Regions from separate parts of the Homo sapiens genome. Here region 1 is linked to region 2. Evidence: chromatin loops called from intact Hi-C (ENCODE). Cell type or tissue: chondrocyte. All regions are shown on one strand. Links, peaks and the distances in the headings refer to the core of each region. The heading gives the core; the rest is flanking DNA.

Region 1 (10,665 bases), core at 1,235-9,234, 1.6 Mb after region 2:
TCTGCTCTCCTCCAACCCACCATCAGATCACCAATGTTTCCTCCAGGACACCCAGCTGGCAATGAGGAACAGAAGATGACTCTGAAGCCGAGCACCTGTCTCCCTAACCTCTCTATCTGTTCCTTCTATGCTGGCTCAGAAGTGTGTTGCCTTCTACCTGATCTTCACATTCAGATGTTTTTAAGGATTCAGCAAGGCACGCCTTCCCAGAGCATGTTTTGTTTGTTTGTTTGTTTGCTATTTTGAGACGGAGTCTCGCTCTGTCACCAGGCTGGAGTGCAGTGGCGTGATCTTGGCTTACTGCAACCTCCACCTCCCGGGTTCAAGCGATTCTCCTGCCTCAGTCTCCCAAGTAGCTGGGACTACAGGTGCGTGACACCATGCCCAGCTAATTTTTTTTTTCAGTAGAGACAGGGTTTCACCATATTGGTCAGTCTGGTCTTGAACTCCTGACCTTGTGATCTGCCTGCCTCGGCCTCCCAAAGTGCTGGGATTACAGGTGTGAGCCACCGCGCCTGGCCCCCAGAGCGTATTTCTTATGACACAACCCACTGAGCCTGACTGGGTTCTTGAACAGCCAGGAACTTCCATATCTCCACTGCCCTAACCCGAGTCCAAGTCACAAAAACCTGCCGCCCACACAGCCTTAGCTTCTCCCAATGAGCCCCCTGGATTCTTCTTTTGCCCTCTCTTCCCCTCTTTAATCCGCTGGTAATTCAGGTCACAGTTATCTTTTTACCTATGAATTATGTCAGCCACTCCTGACTATGCTGTTTCAACGTCTCCCCATTGCAATGTATAAAACCCAGGCTCGTGGCTTAACTTGGTCTGCAGTACTCTACATGGCACCCTTTCCTGCTTTCACTCCTACCCCTTCCATATCACTGTCGCCTGATTACTAAAATCCATCCACACTGGCTTCGTTCAGTTATTTTGACATGCTGAAAAATTCTTTCTTATCCTAGGGAATTTGGCACAAGGTTCCTTATACCTGGAATGTTCTGGAATGTTTACTTCTTAATTCTTCAGTTCCTTAGTGAACAATTTCTTCTCATCCTTTAAATATTAGCTTAAATATTACTTGCACAGCCAGACATTCTACAAACACACTCTCTAATGAGTTTCTCTATTATTAGGGCAATTGTATCACAGTTTCTTTACTTCATGACGTACAAGTTCTTGTAATTATGAATATACTTGTTTACATGGTTATTATCCAAGCAGTTAATAAATCATTTTGAAGGAATGACTGAGTAAGTGGTACATTTGCCACTATGAGCTAAGCTTAGTCTTCATGACAAAACATAAGAGTTGGTGAATAGCCTGTGGGACTAGAAAATGTGAAAGTGTTTCTTGTAACCAAGTAGCCAGTGTTTGTAGAGAACATGTGAGAAACTTCCCTCTCTATAGATGGGCACAAATGTATTTCAGTTTTAATAGATGTTTAAATATATTAATTGTGTTAAGTCACAAATTGATTATGAAAAGCCTTAATATGAACATTAATACTGATCAAGCCAAAAATTAACCTAAGGAATGAGTAGAGATGATTGGATCAGAAGAGCCTGTCATACGAACAGAGATCACATGATGTCTAAGAAAGAAGAGAGAGGATCTTTTTATTGAAGATACATTGAAAGGGTTTTTGTTTATAATGATGGCTGAAAGGCTCCCATCAGAGCCTATTCACCTTGTTTGAGATAACAGCTATGAGTTTTCTTTTGTAGTTGTTCTTTTGTAGAACTACTACCGTACTCCTAACACACATACACACACACACACAGAGAGAGAGAGAGAGAGAGAGAGAGAGAGAGAGAGAGAGAGAGAGAGAGAGACATATAACAGTTATCTGGAGGAACAGAGAAAAACCATAAGCTGGCAAGTCCTGAGTGAGAGTTAACATTTGAGGAAATAAAGTGGTAAATGTCTTGGGTAGTAGGGTACTCATTAGTTGCCCTCCCCACAAAAGAGAGAGAGAGAGAGAGAGACAGACAGACAGACACACCTGGTTTGTAGTTTGTCAAGTACCATGGTATAAATGGTCCCACCATGTTTAATCAACTTCTGGTTTCAAGCTACAAATGATGGAACAGCCAGCTTGGAAATTGCAGAATGTTCAACAATCACTCTTGCAAATCAATGCAAGCTGGTCCCAGAGCACCCTGGGGTGGTTGTCCCATTTCCGTGGTCTGTATGTAGCATGAAGGGAGGCCAAGTTTACATCATGCTCCAAAGCAGGCAGTTTCTGGGCTGGAATTAGCACTTGGAGGAGAGGAGTTGGCACAGAGTGAATATACCAGCTTCACAGCTTCTACCCCAAGGCCAGGCTCCAGCAGGCCATGTGGGGCAGTGAAACTCCAGTAGGTAACCTGCAGTCTTTCTCATCTGAAGAACACCGCAGGGTAAAATTGGGGGTAACCATAGACACAAAGACATTAAGGAGAAATCTGTGGAGAAAGAGACAGAGAGGGGCATCCACGCATCTTGTATATAAATTCTACCCTAATACCTGATGACCCCTGAACTGTGCATATGCAAGACACACCTCCAGCAGCCCAGCTAGAGATGAAAGGTCTGAATTGAGATTTGACCTGCTGTCCAAAGACAGAGCCTGCAGTTTGCTTCCAGTCAAGTGAGTGTCCGCTCTACCAACAACAGCAATGACACAGCTGAGCACTGTTTGGAGGAATACAACAGAACCCAGAATCTGAACACGTGACCTTCAGTGTCCAGGACAGTGGCAAAACCTTTACAATCTTCAACCGAGGAAACAGAAAAATAGGACCCAATCCCAGAAGAAAAGTGTCAGTGGAGACCGACCTCCATGTTGTAATTAGTACACTATTCCTTTAAAGCAAGTGTTAATAGTATGCTCTGAGACATAAAGAAACATAGATTCATAACAAATTGAAATATGGGATCAGTTTTTTCAAGGGACTTGTTGGAGAGCACAAGAAGCTGGGGAGAGCTTCAGGCTCCTGGGGAGGGAGAAGGACTGGGGGAAGGGACCCGGAGGGCAGCATGGTTCTGCAAAAACTTCAGCCAGGCTGGTGGAGGGTGGTTGAGCCTTGCCTTCAACACCACAGTCCTATTCTGCCAGGAAGGGTTCACTGCGGTGTTCCTGCTCGAATTAATTCCTGGTTGAAAGCAGATGGAGAGGGGAGAGGACTGAGGCTGCCCACAGCCTGTCACTCTTGGAGCCTCGAGGAGGGTGTGGGGGGCAAGGGAAGGCAGGAGCCCAGCTTCGGGGGCCACAGCCACCGTCCCGGCAGGAGACAGGAAGGTCAGTGGAGCAGTGATGGGAAACACCAGGCAATGCGGGGCTCAGGGCCAGTGCAGCTTCCTCTCTAAATGGAATGTGAACATGAGGGATGGGGCGCAAAGCTGATTGGAGAGAAAACCCTGGGGAATGTGTGAAAACACCTGGGTCCTGGCTGTAGAGGAGAGGTTCTAACGCAAGCTGAAGATGGCCTGTTCCTCTGAGAGTCTGAAGGTGGGAGTGGAGGGAAGGGTGCTGTCCTGACGTTGGAAAGTGTAAAAAGAGAGGGTGATGGAGGTGTCCGGTTCCTGCCTTCTTCTCAGGGCAAGAATCAAGTTCCGTGAGTACACAGGAGAAGGAACAAAGTGATTTCTTGTAGTTCTGAATACACACTCGCAGAGGACACAGCACGGCACTGTGGTCGGCCCCTCAGACACTCATTTAGGGAGTAAAGGGATGGGGGAGAAAAAGGGAAAAGGGAGGGTGGGATGGGGAGAGAAAAGAAAGAAGGAAGAGAAGAAAGCAGGAAGGGAGGGAAGGAAGCAGGAAAAAGAGACAGGCCTAGAATTCCAGAGTTTCAGGGAACGGAGAGGGCATCTAATCAAAACTTCATCCTCATTCATCTGAGACGCAGACCTGCACAAGAGACCGCCGAGTCCTGCCACACCGCTGCCGGCAGCAGACCCCAGCACACGTGTGGATGAGCAGAAAGGTGATGGTGGTGACCTCACAACACATTTCTGTTTCTGCTGGTCAGTGCCAGTTATGGAAAAGGCAGAAATCGAAAGGGAAGAATTGTGGACTTTGGACTCCGGCAGATGTAAGGCAGGCCCTAGACAAAGGCCAGCCTGTTTCCTTCTTAGTTGATGGCTTATTTATCCGGGACACACACACACACACACAGATATGCACACACAAGAAAACATGCAAGCGATGCACGTGCACACACATGCACACACATGCATGCACACACATACACACACATATGGATACATACACAGACGCACACACATGCATGCACACATACACAGATGCATACATACATACACACGTATGGATGCACACATACATGCACACACACACAATGTGCACACACATTTTCACTCGTGGAGACAGTGAGTGTCATAACATTCTTTTTGGATGTTAAATACATTTTTGAAAACGTGCACAAAGGGGGTTTTCACAGGGCTTATTACCCTTTTTAAAGTTCATAAGCTGCTGAGATCTGATAATGAAGCCACACACCCCGGAGGCAGACAAACAGGAAGGGAAATAACCGGAAGGGCAACTTTTCACTTCAGGGGACGACGACCAGGCACCGAAAGGCAGGTTTCAAGTGCCCCCTCGTGGCCAAGCCTGGACACTGTGCCAGGACAGAAAAGCAGGCAGCGCTGTTTACAGAATGGGGCAAACGTGGTTTAATTTGTTGTGTTATTAAAATTCATTAGATTGAACCGTCTGGTCTTTAAATGATGAATATTATTTTCTTTAACAAATGCTAAGATTTTAATAAGACCCCATAAGAATAAATAAGGAGAAATAACACAACACTTCACAATATGTAGGTGAATAATTTGCCCAACATGGCAGAATTTTGATTCCAACTTACTCATCTAACCTCATATTTTGCACTGGTAAGTTATTCTGTTTAAATTGAGTTCAAAAGCCTAGTGAGTAAAAGTGACCACATGGTAGTCACAAAGATGAAAACCTATCATATTATGAAATCAAGACAAAATGTTATTAGCTGGTTAAGGGGGATGCAGAGAAAAGAACTAAAATAAAATAGTCTTAGAAGTGAAGACAAGGGTTTCTCCTCAAAAATTTTAGGATCTCAGGACAAATCATGAACATCATAAACCAAAATACTTTGTATTCAAAAGCAATTGTACTTGACAAGAATAATGTCATAAGAAAATAAAAGGAAAAAGGCAAATTTTAGGAAATTGAGGGAAAATGAGAGAAAATGGGGAAAATATTATATATATATATATATATCCAAACACAGAAAACAGAAATATGGATACTTAAGTTTAGACAGGCCAAAGAAAATAGGAGAAAGCCGTTTTAAAAATATTATTGTAGGCCGTGCGCGGTGGCTCACACCTGTAATTCCAGCACTTTGGGAGGCCGAGGCAGGCGAATCGCCTGAGGTCAGGAGCTCAAGACCAGCCTGGACAACATGGTGAAACCCCATCTCTACTAAAAATACAAAAATTAGCTGGGCATGGTGGCAGGTGCCTGTAATCCCAGCTACTCAGGAGGCTGAGGCAGGAGAATGGCTTGAGCTGGGGAGGCGGAGGTTGCAGTGAGCTGAGATTACACCACTGCACTCCAGCCTGGGCAACTGAGCGTGACTCTGTCTCAAAAAAATAAAAATAAAAATAATTATCATAAGAAAGCCAGTTAGAGGCTCAATGCAGCCATATCGCCCACGCCCAGGTCCACGGGTCGCAGATGGAAGAATGAAAAACACACAGTCTACACTCAAGAAGACAGTGCCTGTCCACACACGGCCCAGGAAGCAGAGGTGTCAGAGCTATGAGTCAGGTCCTGCACTTGGAAGGGCTTTGTCTCACATGCCCTTCACACAGGGAGGATGGGGTACGGGATAAAGGGACCGGCTCAGCATCGGAGAAGCCCTGGCCCCACCACTGGCTCAGCATCAGAGGAGCCCTGGCTTTGATGTGTGATGGCTTTTGCTCTGTGACTTTGTCAAAATGACCCCATCTCTGAGAAGGTCTCCAACACACACAAGGCAACCGCAGATGAGCAGGTTCTCGGAAATGAGACTAAAACATAAGATCAATGACCAAGTAAGCCAGTGTGACTTGCTGGGAGAAGTGAGTTCGAGTCCTTAAAGGGAAATGGAGCAAGTGTAATTGCTTAGAATTCTTTTAGGGGAGAAGGAGCAGTGCCAATAACTAAATGCACAAAAGGAAAGTGGATAGAACCTTCCGGACACAGAGGAGGAGAGTTCGCAGCAGAATGTGGGATTTGAATTGTAAACAGCTGTCACTCCCAGGCATTAATGCACTAAAAATCATGAAAAAGGGTATAGCTATAAAACATAAAAAGATAAAAAGTAATTTAGAAACATAAGACAACTATTATAGACATGCATAAAATTAGAACAATTAGAAGACAGGATAAACATGGACTAAAGCCTAAAACATCAGAATCAGAGTTGCCTTTAAGAGTGTGAAAACATAAACGTGAAGAGCTTACCTGTATTTCCTTGATAGTAAACTCACGAATGCACGAAAGGAATAAAGTCACAGGCAACTGGCTCATGTTTTAACATTGAAGGAAATTATGAGTTGGGATGTACATTCCCTGCTGGAGCTCAGCGCCTTCGAGAGAGCTGCACCTTCCTCCGGAGAAACTTTTGGCATTAAGCTCAAATATCAAATGATAACAACAGTGAAGAGTCATGGCTTATATTACCAAGTGCCAGGAGCTGATACATTTGTCCCGACATAGTTATTAATTCAATTAATCTTCACAAAACTCCTATTGCACACGGAGAAACTGAGGCATGAAGACACTCAGGAAGTTACCTGAGGTCATACAGTGAGTGAGGAGAGACCAAGTAGATGAGCTCAGAAAACCTGAGCCCACGTCCCGGGCTGCCCTGCCTCCTGGACGCTGAGCTGTGTCATGTCTTCATTCCCAGATCCAGGTGGAAAACCTGAGCCTGAGTCTCGGGCTGCCCTGCCTCCTAGAAGCTGAGCTGTGTGATGTCTCTTTCTGAGATCCAGGTGGAAAACCTGAGCCTGAGTCTTGGGCTGCCCCGCCTCCTGAACGCTGAGCTGTGTGATGTCTCTTTCCAAGGACCAGGTGGAAAACCTGAGCCTGAGTCTCGGGCTGCCCCACCTCCTGGACGCTGAGCTGTGTGATGTCTTCATTCCCAGATCCAGGTGGAAAACCTGAGCCTGAGTCTCGGGCTGCCCCACCTCCTGGACGCTGAGCTGTGTGATGTCTTCATTCCCAGATCCAGATGGAAAACCTGAGCCTGAGTCTTGGGCTGCCCCGCCTCCTGGATGCTGAGCTGTGTGATGTCTCTTTCCGAGATCCAGGTGGAAAACCTGAGCCTGAGTCTCAGGCTGCCCGGCCTCCTGGATGCTGAGCTGTGTGATGTCTCTTTCCCAGATCCAGGTGGAAAACCTGAGCCTGAGTCTTGGGCTGCCCCACCTCCTGGACATTGAGCTGTGTGATGTCTCTTTCCAAGGTCCAGGTGGAAAACCTGAGCCTGAGTCTCGGGCTGCCCGCCTCCTGGACGCTGAGCTGTGTGATGTCTCTTTCCAAGGTCCAGGTGGAAAACCTGAGCCTGAGTCTCGGGCTGCCCCGCCTCCTAGAGGCTGAGCTGTGTGATGTCTCTTTCCAAGATCCAGGTGGAAAACCTGAGCCTGAGTCTTGGGCTGCCCCCACTCCTGGACACTGAGCTGTGTGATGTCTCTTTCCCAGATCCAGGTGGAAAACTGGGGCCAATGTTCCTGGTTATCCCCCCAGCAGCATGTGTTCCTGGGATAAGGCCTTGCATTCCCACAGAGCTGTGCGGGGGCTCATGCCTAAAATCCCAGCACTGTGGGAGGCCGAGGAAGGATTGCTTGAGCCCAGGAGTTTAAGACCAGCCTAGGCAACATGGCAAGACCCCATCTCTACAAAAAAAAAAAAAAAAAAACAACTAAGCCAGGCGTGGTGCAGGCACATGCAGGCACGTGGTTCCAGCCACTCAGGAGGCTGAGGTGGGAGGATTGCTTTAGCCCAGGAGTTTGAGGCTGCAGTGAGCTGTGATGGCATCACTGCACTCCAGCCTGGGTGACAGAGTGAGATCTTGTCTCAAAAATTGAAAAAAAAAAAAAAAAAACCAGCTGTTGGGGTGGTCTTCAGCCAGGCTGTCCCCTCTCAGTGCTCTTTGATAAAAGTCAGATTATCATAGCAAAAGTCTGATTTGATATATTCTGCATGGTAGTGCACCCAAATCTGAGGTTGGAGGGGTGGGAGGGTAGAGACAGCGTTGTTTCTGATCTGAAAGTCTTTCAAAGATGCCCTTTTTGTTGAAAAGTGGCCTTAAAGTTTTGGTAATGATGTTTGCGTCCCCAGAGGTCCCTCTTCTCTTCTGACACCAAGTTTGGGAGGGAGGGATCCAGGCAGAAGCAAAGGAGAGGATGCAAGCATCCCAGCCAGAGTATCAGGCACCCAGCACAGGAGCCTCTTGTCCTGGATGGCAGCAGGAAGCACCTTGCACTGTCTCCAGAGAATACTTGTAAATGTGTCCCTTTCACTCCCAGCTGACTGAGACCGACCTCGAGATGAGACCAGAAGTGGAGGTGCCTTTCCTGGAGCACTTGCAGCTGCAGGACGCTGGCTGGCTGTGCTCAGTGTAATGAACTCCTGCCACCATCTGTAAAACTTGATTCTCATCCCCAGGCCTGAGCCACTGTTTTTTTGTTTCTAGCAGGAGAGGTCATTAAATGCAGTCATTGTCCTGAGCAGCTAAACTCTTTTCCTTGCTTCCTTTGGTCAGCAAAGGTCTGTTGTACTCAGCCAGCAACTTCTGGGACAGGTCCCAAGGCCACCATCAAAGCCCCGGGGGGCTGAGGGGAGCCAGGCCCTGAGGCCGTAGTTGGGTGAGGTCGCTGCATTCACCTAATGATCCTAAAACCACCCTAAAACAAAGGTGCCTCTCCCGGAGCCCATTTTACCTAGAGTCAGCCACTTCACCTCCTGAGCCCCTGAAGCCCTCAGCAGGGGCACTGCAGGCTCCCCGAGGACACCGATCTCTGATCACCCAGCCGGGCTCTCTGTGTCCTGGAGTGTGATGAGGTCAAACCAGGGCAGAATCCAAGGAAAACTCACTTTCTCCATTACAGCCAATGCACACTCTGAGAGACGGGCCTAAGGGACACCCTCGAGGTCAGACCAGTGAGCTGTCTTGAACTTTGCAATAAATGTCGATCCCCCGACTTTTGATGCTGAACGTTAGTGGGAGACGTGTGCAACCACGCCCACGGGGTTCTGCTGGGTCGGGGCAGTGACGGCCGCGTGGGTCCAGCCACCAGCCCCTTGAGGTCTGTGTTAAAATGGCAGCGTCTATGTCAGGACAACAGGAGCCACGGCTTGGCGGAGACCTGTCCACGGTCAGCACAGCAGTAGATGTTGTTTGCAGAGACGGTTCTAACGGTGCTGTTTAAAATAGCTCTGGACTCCTGCACAAGCCGAGAATGAAAAGATGAACAATCAGTGAATAAACCTGCCTGGCTCCGTTCTTGCTGGACTCCCTCCCAGTCAAGTTTCAAAGCCGGCTTCGTGCCGAGTCGTCCTCTTCCCTTCTTCTCTGTGTGGCCAGGTGCTCCCATCCTCCCCACCAGGGCAGGCACTGGCTTCCCTCACTGAGGAGGCCTCCAGCGTCAGCATCTGAATGCCCTTGGCCTTTAGGACCCCGGCCCTTGGGCTGTCCCAGTGGATGCTTCATCCCATCTTTATTTCCCTTGTCATAAGGGGAAACTCATCTCACTCCACCAGGTTCGCTGGGCACCAGGGGAGCCTGTGCTCTTTCACAAACCCCACACTGCTCCAGGGCTCTCGTGCAGCTAAGCCTAAGGTAAGTGCTCATCCAACATTCGCAAAGCAGTGCTCAGCTCGGGGCAGCCCTCAGCAACTGGACAATTGTGTGTGCAGAGGCCAATCCAGAGTGCACACTTGGCAGTGTTCTCAGGATATCAGGTGCATTTTTCATAAATAGAATCAGCTTCTGGGATACTAACAAACACAGAATTATTAAAAAGTGAGCATTCAAAGTATAGAAATAGATTTCCTTTTTTTTTTTTTTGAGATGGAGTCTTGCTCTGTCGCTGAGGCTGGAGTGCAGTGGCGCGATCTTGGCTCACTACAACCTCTGCCTCCTAGGTTCAAGCGATTCTCCTGCCTCAGCCTCCTGAGTAGCTGGGACCACAGGCACACATCACCACGCCTGGCTAACGTTTTGTATTTTTGGTAGAGACGGGGTTTCACCATATTGACCAGGCTGGTATTGCACTTCTGACTTCAGGTAATCCACCTGTCTTGGCCTCTCAAAGTGCTGGGATTACAGGCGTGAGCCACTGCGCCTGGCCTAGAAATTACTTACAAACATTTTTTTTCAGTGTACTTTTCCCTTATTTGTGAAAGAAGGGAGCTCCTAATCTTAGAGAACAGACACAGAACCATTTTCATAGAGTTTAAGTGTGTAGTCAAGTAAGACATAAAACAGAATATCCAGACCAGTGAGCCGTCTTGAACTTCGCAATAAACGTCGATTCCCTGACTTTTGATGCCGAATGTTAGTGGGAGATGTGTGCAACCATGGGGTTCTGCTGGGTCTGGGCAGTGATGGCCGCGCAGGTCCAGCCACCAGCCCCTGG
Region 2 (10,665 bases), core at 1,316-9,315:
AAGACTCTAATGGTTATAAATGAAATATCTTAAGATTTTTCACTTCTGGGACTGTTAAGCCATCTGGAATAGCTATTTTGGAGAAAAATCTTCAACCAAAATAAAACTGTAAAAAAAAAAAAATAGGCCTTTATACAAGCTGTAGCCAGAAATCTGGGATAATTTTTACAAGCACTTTAGTAATGTTATAATTGAGACCTAAGTTTTGATAGAGCCAAAATTTTTTAGATCTATTAAATACATTTTAACTCCATTATAATATTTGAGTAATTTTCTTGTTATTGAACAAGTCAAATTATATGTAACATGGGAGTTATTGTATGCTTTGTACCAGAACAACCTGTGGTATAAATGGAATTTTACTAAGTTAGTGGTTAATCTTAGATACCACTTTTGTTTATTTTGCCTTTTATAAATAATTCAAATTATCGAAAGCTGCTAGTAGATACACATTGTAAACATTTATTGCACAAACATCAATACTGTCACTCACTATCCCAGGCATTGGGGACACAGTGGTAACACCTGGTTCATCTCTTAACAGTGTCTGTATGAGGATTCTCCAAAGACTCAGAACCAATAGGATATGTTTGTATATAGAGAGAGATGAGAAAGGGTTTATTAAAGAAATTGGCTCACTCAGTTATTGAGACTGAGAATTCCCATGCCTGGCTGTCTGCAAGCTGGGGAGCCAGAGAAACTGGCAGCATGGCTCAGTCCAAGTCTGAAGGCCTCACAACCAGGGAAGCTGATGGTATAACCCTTGAAGTCCTGAAAATAAGGAGTTGGGTGTGAGGGGTTGCTAATCAAGTCCCTGGCTCGAGGAGAAAGACAGTGAATTATTTGCCTTTGCCTTTTGGTTCTATCTGGGCTCCATTCAGTTGGATGGTGCCTGCTCACACAGGCTGATCTGCACTCAGTCCACAAACTCCTAGGCCAGTCTCCGGAAACATCCTCACAGACAAACCCAGAAGTAATGCTTTACCTGCTGTCTTGATATCCTTTAATCCAGTCAAGTTGACACCTAAAATTAACTATCCCAATGTCCCAACTAAAAACTGTAGAGTATCCCAATTTCAAATCTACATTTTTTCTTCTTTATATACACTAGGTATATTCTTATTCTAAAGGATTTCCCATTTTGGAATTTTCTGTTTATATAAAGTTGTGTATCTAGGATTTTCTATAAGGTTCTCACCTCCCAAGGTGTATAGGGAAGTTCTACAAATTGAGTAATGATTGATGGCACATAATTAGTGTTCCATGATGTTTTTTTACAACCTTCAGCTAACATTGTTTTAATCCAGTATTGCTGTAGACTTTGAACATGGTCTTAGTTTTGGAGTGAACACGACTTAGTCCAGAATGTGTTTGGCATATGGCTCCTAGAGCTAACCTGGCTACTAGTTATTTGGGTAGTTTTATAGATCATTCAGGCACATTCCTTGTGTGAAAAGAAAACCTTTGATAAACATTAGAAGTATGATTCATTCTTAAGAGTTAGGCTTGAAGATTCCAGTGAGAAGCTGCTGATGTAGAGACTTTCTCTTCATTACTGCCTGCAAGGGGATTGGAAGTATCTGGTAATATTACAAGTGATTGATGGAAAACTGCTTGAGAGGTTGGCCATGACTCCATTTATACACACAGAATGCACGTAGATGTTTGGATTTGTCTTAATTATCCGACAGATGGCATAAATACTTTCCGGCAGTCTGCTCAGTGGGGCTGTGCTGACTTGGGAGGTTAGAAACAAACTGAGCCCGTGACTGCCAGGTACCACTCGTGTCTCCATATTTCCCATGCAGCAATAGCTCCTGCTGTAGTCACAGTGACTTTGCAAGCCTACCCAAGGGGAATGTAGACAATTTAGTAGGAAAATAATATTTCTTACCAAAATGTCTTGGCCAAGCACAGTGGCTTACGCCTGTAATCCTAATACTTTAGGAGGCTGAGGTGGGGAAATCACATGAGCCCAGGAATTTGAGACCAGCCTGTGCAGCATGGCCAAACCCCCTCTCTACAAAAAATGAGCCAGGGATGGTGGCACATGCCTGTAGTCGTAGTTACTCAAGAGGCTGAACTGGAAGAATCACTTGAGCCCAGGAGGTCAAGGCTGCAGTGAGCTGTGGTTGTGCCACTGCACTCCAGCCTGGGTGATAGAGCAAGACCCTGTCTCAAAAAAAAAAAAAAAAAAAGGCATAATTATTACCCTGATAGGTTTCCTTTTTCTGCCTTTCTGTACCTGTTACCTGGGTGAGCACTTAATGGCCCAAAAGTGTATTAACATGCTTTCTGATTCTAGGTCTCTCATTCCTTGTATTTGTGAATTTCAAACTGTAACTGGAAGATTCCCTGTATCAGAATTACGTAGAGCACTTGTTCAAAATGAACTCCTAGGTTCAATAGACCTATTGTCCCAGTCTCTGAGCTAGAAATCCCAGGTGATTCTTATGCATACACAATTTGAGAACTTCTTTAACTCCTCATCAGACAGGTTCAATCAGAGAAGCCCTAGGAGACATAAAAAGATTTATTACAGAGTTCGGCCTCACATAAGAAGAGCTGATTAGATGATCTATATAAGCCTGTTTCTGTTTGGTGCTAGGAGCCTAAAACCCATAGCACAGGCTGTCAAAGGGGCGATGGTGCAAAAGGAGGAGGGTCAACAGACTGGATTGTGACCTGGGACCATGGGGGACACCTGTGGCAGTCCCACTACCTTAGAACTTTCACTTAGTGATCAGGTACTGGCCTCCTTTTTCATGGCTAGACATGCACCTGGCCCAAGAGCTTGGGAGAAGTTGCAGAAGGGCCTGACAGGAGCTTAAGGAGCTGGGACCCCATATGCAGCCCATGCCGCCAGGTGAGTCAGCAGGTAAAGAACACGCGTGAGCGGTGACAGCCCATCATGCTCTGCTCAGCAGCACAAGAGCAGATGGCTGCTGCCTCACTGCACCTTCTGCATCTTAGGCTCCTTTCTCTGAGTGCAAACCCACCAGAGCTGTTCAGTACCCATCGGTGGTCTTCATTACTGCACGAAGTCCAAGTCTTTCTCCGCTTTGTGAAATTAATTCAAACTTAAAGCTGTTGGAACTTCAAATTATTCTGAGCCTTGAAAGACATGTGGCTATGCAGAGCCTGAGTTATGCGGCATGCAGGCGCAACTTCTGCCTTTTCCCCTGTAAACAAGACAAAAAGGCACCAGACATAAGACCCCTCAAATCACTACTCCTCCGCACAGAGTAATAAAGTAATCTTGGAATGAGCAGCAATCTATAACCAATCAAATTGCTGTGGCGAATGCACTGGTCTTGTATGGAAAATGTGATCCTGCTAAAATTTCTAAGTGAAACCTTAACTTCTCCACTTTGAAACATTAACCTTACTGGTTTAGAGTCAGTGTTTCCAGGTGGCCATTCTCAAGCTCTGCACTCGAATTAACCCTCTACTTAATCATATTTTCTAAATCTCATTATTTAAGGTTGATAGTTTTCAGATCCCTCCACGCCATCCTCGCCTCCCCCACCCAACTCCCTACCTCTTCAACATACTTCTTTAACTAGCTGGGCTGCTTTGTTAAGTGGGTGTGATATTCTCATTCTTCAGTGATTCAGCTAACATTGTCTGACTTTGTGTACTGTCCCCTTGAACTTTATAAATCATACTCTTAAAGTCCAGATCAAGTTTTATTTTCTCTATTGAGATTTTCCCAACTTTTCTAGATTTTATGAATTTCTTCTGAGCGTCTATTAACTTGATACTTGTAGTTTATATTAAATATGAATGCAATTGTTTGCTGTTATTTCTTAAATATTGCCCCTCCCATTTACTTTTCTTATATATCCATTATACGAAGTCTGAACACATAGGAGGCACCTAAAACCTATAAAGAGACATGGAACTTGTTTAAAGGACCCAGGAGTGATCCGTTTGTTAGTGTTGATTGAAAATCCATCCTGCTGCCTACTTCTGGTTGTGAGAGAAACATTAAATCTGTGAGCAGTGCAAACTTCTTTCCATCCCTCCTCTGGAGTTCCTAGCAGCAGGCCTGGGTCTAAACGTGGGAAGGAGCTTCAAATCTTTTATTTCAAGTTGTCACTTCTATGGAGGGGTAGTAGCTCTGTCCATGGGCAATTTGGAATGTTGGAGGAGCCTGAAGGCAAGTGGAGTTAGGAATACAAGTGTCTCACCCTTGAGTTCCGCTCAGCAGAATGAAGAGTATGGGTGCACTGCTTCACCCACAGGATTGCGCTGATTTATCTGTTGACATACTGTGCTAGTTTTCTCCCTAGACCGGGAGGACCGATAGTGTATGTGGGTGCATTTCAAGGCAGCCACTTTGTATGGCCACTATGTCCAATGAAAGGAGAGGCCTGTGGCCCCACTCTTGTCATGAGCACCCTCCCAGCCAGGCTCGGTGTCTTGTGCCTCCTCCGCCAGACAGAGCTTCATGTGCATCTGCTCCACTCTTGAATGAGTTTAGCTGCCAATTTGCTCTCCCTTGTCTGAATGGCTCCTGGAGCTTGTGAATCATCTTTGAAAAATATTTCTATAATGGGAAAATATTTTAAAAACAGCATGGGGCGTGAGCAGATGTCCACAGGGCTGATTGTTAGAAAGTATAGGTGATCGAAAGTGTGATCCTCCCACTTTGTCCTCAAGCTGACCAATGGCCTGACCTCTTCTGCAGTGAGAAGCTGCTGGAGAGTTGGCTGAGGGTCAGGAAATCAAGGGACCTTCATTCTTCAATGAAAGCCAGGCTCCACATCACCCTCCAAGAGGCCGCCAGATGGCAGTGTTGACTCATCCAGCCTCTGTGAGAACCACAGTTTTCTAATGCTCAGAAAACTGCTACCACAGTTTTCCAGTGCACAGACTTTACTGAGTGACTAGGAAGGGGCCTTGAGCCTAATCATTAATCCTGTTTTATAACCTGGAAGGAGGTACACCTTGTTGCTGTCCTAAATCTCAGCTATTCCTCAGATCAAAGCGGAAAGGACAGAAGGAGATAAACCCAGCAAAATTGGTAGTAACCTATGCTGGAGGTGTGCAAAATTGGTAGTAACCTATGCTGGAGGTGTCCTAGGTGTATGCAGGGGTTGGGAGGTGGGTGGGTGGGGGAGAGGGAAAGGGGGAGAGAGAGAGAGAGAGAGAGAGACAGGGAGAGAGAGAGAAAGAAGAAGAAGGAGGAGGAGGAGGAGAGAAGGGAGCAGGGGACTGGTTGTGGTTTGGAGAGACAAAAATCAGAACACAGAATTTTTTTGGAGCTATATACTTTCATAAACAAGGAAACTAATGGACAGAGAATACATTAAAGTGCTCTGTGCAGGCTGCTGACTAGTGGCAGAACAGATTAAGACTCAGTGTTTAGTTTTTCTACTTCTCTCTCTCTCTCTGGGTTTCAGTGTTTAGTTTTTCTGCTTCTCTCTCTCTCTCTCTTTCTGGGTTTTCTTTGTTTTGTGCTATCAAGTTCTTCTTATTTCTTTTACTTCAATAAATTTCTTTCAAATGAATCTAAATGTTATGATCTAAGGACACAAGTTGATAAATGCAATTAAGATTCTTGGTTGAAGATTTTGTGTAGGTGGTATTAGTAGAAAGTATCCACAAAGTCATGGAGCAAAATCTCAGATTTACAAAGTTCTAGGTCTGCCTTGGCCTTCCAAAGTGTTGGAATTACAGGCATGAGCCCCTGTGTCTAGCCTTATATTGACATTTTTCACTTGCATTTTAGAATTGATTGTTGAGAACCCCTTGAGTGACCTAGGTCAAGAGACTGCTGATCTGTCTGTGATGGGTTTGATATTTTTTTCTCCTCACCAAAAATGCTAAGAACATTCATTTACAAAACTGGAGACATTGGTAAGCTCTTACCTTTCTCATCCTGTGGGACTGCACCAGCCTGTCTTACTGCTTCCTGGGAGGTTCTATGCACAAATTCTCTGGGACCTTCTCAGGTTAGGCAAGACCTCCAGAAGACCTACCAGCTATCTTGCTCCTGAAGTTCAAGGCTCTGAAAGCCTTAAATGTCATGAAGCATGAAGCATTTCCAGGAAATTTGTGGTTTTCTCTTGAAACTTCCCAAAGAGAACTTTTTCTGAAAACTGTTTACAGCAATTTGATGGAGACCAGCATTTCCGAGGGCCCAGAGGAAGGATCAGAGAACAAGGACAGTGACAGGGGGATTTGGTCATGAGAGTCAGAGGCCCGTGTGATTTGCAATACTCCTTTCTGGAAGCTCTAACGAATATGAATAATCAAAGATGCCATTACTGCATAACAAGAGCATTGGACACTAAAATATAACTTTTCCGAGAAATTGAAATTTGCTTATTTATGTTGTTTATTTAGGGGTATGGTCAGGGTATTTTATTCAGACACTTAGTGTGCTCAATTTATTCATTTTTTCAACAGTATTTCTGGAGCTCCTATTATGTTCTAGGCACTATAAAGACACATGCACACGTATGTTTATTGCGGTACTATTCACAATAGCAAAGACTTGGAACCAACCCAAATGTCCATCAGTGATAGACTGGATTAAGAAAATGTGGCACATATACACCATGGAATACTATGCAGCCATAAAAAATGATGAGTTCATGTCCTTCGTAGGGACATGGATGAAGCTGGAAACCATCATTCTCAGTAAACTATCGCAAGGACAGGAAACCAAACAATGCATGTTCTCACTCATAGGTGGGAATTGAACAATGAGAATTGTTCAATTGTTCAATTGGCAATGCAGGGCCTGGGAAGGAGCTTCCTGCAGGCCGAACAGAAACAAAATGACACTTCCCTCCATTCTAAGCCAAATAACCTAGTGGTTCCTGTATGTGCCTCAGAGTGAAATTGAAATCCTAACCCTGAAGTCATTTTGTAGAGGCCTTAAGCTTCTTGTTGTGAGATGTTTCCTGGTTCCCTTCAGAAAAGGGCTCTGACAGGGTTTAGCAGAACTATTGATGGACGACTTGGCATGAGTACATCTGGATACATCAGAACTTTGTCACAAGAGTGGTGTTTTAGTTTTAAATTCCTTAAATAACCAATAATTGGGACATGGTTAAGTAATTTATGAAATGTTCACTACATGAAATATTTTCTGGCCATTAAAAGTGGTGGCCATGAAGACCTGGCAGCAACATGTCAGAATATTAACGCAGAATGCTAAATGAAAATCAAGAGTCCAGAATTGTACACAATGACTGCAGGTGTGTGAAAACATGAAAATGCAGACGAAGAACATCCAAATTAATGTAGTGGACTGGCCCCCTATAAATGAACCAGTGGACTGGTTCATTTTATTGACCATTTTAGGACAAGACTTTATACATTTGGAATTCTATATTTAATAGCACCCCTTGAATTTTTGCATGATTTTAAAAGACCAACCAAACTTCTTATAATACTTAAGTTTGATTGTGGCTGCAATCTAGCAATCAATTTAATGAAAAATATCTAACTGGAAACTTTGAGTTGATAAAAAATCTGTTTGATAGATTATTTCACTTTTAAATAGCCTGTTGCTATCAATAGATACATCTGATCATCTCCTAATTAGTAAATAATGAAGACTGTTGTTTTCATAAGTATTAATAAGCCACAGATATTCTGGGATGGGTTGCTGGCAGGAGGAAGATGTTGACTTGCTAACTGAGGAGTATGAACCCGGTCAGTGCTGCTTCTGTACATAAAGACTGTTAGTTTAGATGATGGCCTCACCAAAATAATATTCTGATTTGTCTGCTTGATTATGAAGGTGCACAATTAGCAAGAAAAATCTGAGACTTTTTAGACAGACGTATACAAAACCTCTGGGTTGTCTTGAGAAAACCCAGAAAACCGACTTCTCTCAGGCTTCATGAAGGGGAAAAGGTGTTTTAACCTTTAGCACATGTTACAAAAATCTAATACGGCAAAAGATATTGAGAAGTGGAGAGTTTCACTAAAAATTATTGGGCTAATAAATGCTTAGAGCCAATATGTACACACAACACACACACACACACACACACACACACACACACACAAAGGAAAAAGCTAATGGAAAACAACTAAGCCCTATTTTATTCCGTTGGAAGCCGTGAGCAATGCCAAGTGTCCACACTTAAAAATGAGATACAAACACGTTTTCTCTCATGTTTTTCACAAATTTGAAGGAAACAATTATCAGTCAAGACTTGTCAGAAGATTTGGTATAAATTTAAGGGCATATTTACTTTCTCTTGTCACTTTAACAAGTTTATGTTGTCCCGTGTCCCTTATAAATCTGCTAGAAAAATAAGTTTGGAATTTCAAAGTAGAAAAACCTTGGAAATAAGATCTTCAGTGGCTTGAAGTTTACACCCAGTCTGGAGCTAGGGCCTCCACATGCATCAGCACATCTCATTCTTGTGTGAAAATTTTTAAATTGATATGTAGTATTTGTACATATTTACAGGGTACATGTGATATTTTGTTATTGCATAATGATCAAGTCAGGGTATTTGGGGTGTTCAGCACCTTGAGTTCATCACCTTTCTATGTGTTGGGAACATTCCAAGTCCTGTCTTCTAGCTATTTTGAAATATGCAAATATTGTTGTTAACTGTAGTCACCCTACTCTACTGTCGAACAACAGATCTCACTCCTTCCATCTAACTGTCTGTTTGTACCCATTAATCAACCTCTCTTTCTCCTCTCCCCCACACATACCACCTTCCCACCCTCTGCTAGCGACCGTTCTACCTTCTACTCAGCACATCTCATTCTGACTCTTCCATCTGATGTGAGCAAGTCTGTCCTGAATTAGAGCTGTTTTCTAGAGGGCAAGATCTTATCTTTGTTTATTATTTAAAGTGTCCAGCACGCTTTGATTTATTACTAAGCACGAGCTATTTTTTACTTGAATTTCTATAATGCTTTGTTATTCATTCGTGTTTTTTATTATGGAAATGTCAAATAAGCCCCTTGTATATTTCACCCACCACTATTCATGGTAATCTTATTATCGTTGTTTATTTTGAAGTAAATCCTATAATTTTATTAGTAAATATTTTAGTGCTCCTAAAAGATAATGATCGCATTTAAAAATATAATCACAGTATCACAATTGTACCTTTAAAAATTAACTATAATCCCTCAACATTCAATATGCAGTCCATGTTCAAATTTCCTTGATTGTCTCATAAATGTCTATTAACATGTCATTCAAATCTGGAAACAAGCCTTTTTATCTCTCTCTCTCTCTCTTTCCTTGAAATTTACATGTTGAAGAATCCAAGTCGTTTGTCATGCAGAATCTTCCACATTCTAGATATAAATGATTGCATTCCTGTAGGTTCTGTCCTGTCTTTTCCTATAAATTGGCAGTTAAATTTAGAGGCTTGATTAGATTATGTTCAATTTTTCATCAATAAAGCAACTTATGTTCATATAAATCTTATCATTGCTTAGATGAACAAATTAGACCTGTTTCTTTTTCTTTTCTTTTCTTTTTGAGAGAAGGTCTCCCTCTGTTGCCCAGGCTGGAGTGCAGTGGTATAATCATGTCTCACCGTAGTCTCTACGTCCCTGGGCTCAGTGGTCCTCTCACCTTAGCCTCCTTAGTAGCTGGAACTACAGGTGTGTGCCACTATACCTGGCTAATTTTTGTACTTTTGGTAGAGACAGAGTTTCACCATGTTGCCCAGGCTGGCCTGAAACTCCTGGGCTCTAGGGATCCACCCCCCTCAGCCTCTCAAAGTGCTGGGTTTATAGGCATGAACCACAGCACCTGGCCCAGACCTGTTTGTATTGGTTAAATGATAATGTACTAGAGGAGAAATCTTTTTTGTGATATGACATATCTCAAAGTATCATTGATTTTTGAGTTTGTGTCAATATGAGATAAACTTTAGTTTCTAAAAATAGCCACAAACTTTCTTTAGATCACAGAATCACAGATTCCACTTGGGCAGGACTTGAGCCTCTCACTCATGTAGGGCCCCTTTCCACCTTCCTGGAGGTATGGTCACCTGTCCTTTGCGTGACCAAGTCGGGATGAGGAGTTAGTTACACGCAGACAGGCCACTGGTAAGTCTCTCACAGTATTCCAGCTTTTCCTTCAAGGCATTTTTCTTCTAGGGTTGTTGTCTATTTTGTTGTTGTTGTTGCCTGTTTGTAACAGGTTTCTATTCTATCGTGTTACCCTGCTCTGTGTTAATAATATAAATACCTAACAAATTTTCTAGACTATCTAGCCCTTTAACTGAGGGTTTTTTTTTCTTTTTCTTCTGATTCTTTTTACAGCTAAGCCCCTATACTTAACACTCTCTTTTCTCTGCTCCTGATGGTTAACACCTTGATTTACATACTTTATTCAAGGGATAATAGTAATACTGTATTGCTATTAGTCTCAGTCACCTCTGTGTCATCTTTCCTACTGCTGTGTTGAGACTATTTTGGGGAGTGTGCCTCAGCGACAGCTGTGAGCCACATTTAACCCACCAGCTGAAGTCTTGCAAAGTGCCCTTCATGTTCCCGCGTGTACAGATGGCTCTGCCTGATACTAATGGCAGCAGCAGGGTAAATGTGACTGAGGCGTCTTCTGGGGAGGCTCAGGTGGTCCAGGTTCCCTTTTAGAAACTTCAGAGTCAAGCTATTCGTAGTGGTGACTCTTGTACGCTCCAGCTGCCTGGCCTG

The links. A loop is a pair of places that touch in the nucleus more often than their neighbours do. Peaks named below come from ENCODE experiments on the same cell type or tissue, not always from the same donor. Only the 100,000 strongest peaks of a DNase experiment are listed, where the experiment ranks them.
Region 1: a loop joins it to region 2, with 11 times the contacts of the local background. A loop is called at or near these places in 23 of 110 quality-filtered maps.

What each region holds. Positions count from the first base shown.
Region 1 is chr6:168,889,144-168,899,808 of GRCh38, reverse strand. No RefSeq gene overlaps it. Among named protein-coding and RNA genes, the nearest start is that of LINC01615, 270 kb to the left of the region's middle. In chondrocyte, for the core only: a CTCF peak has its summit at 4,610 (motif pointing left); no DNase peak of the experiment used is centred there.
Region 2 is chr6:170,524,138-170,534,802 of GRCh38, reverse strand. No RefSeq gene overlaps it. Among named protein-coding and RNA genes, the nearest start is that of PSMB1, 24 kb to the left of the region's middle. In chondrocyte, for the core only: CTCF peaks have their summits at 4,571 and 4,773 (motif pointing right); no DNase peak of the experiment used is centred there.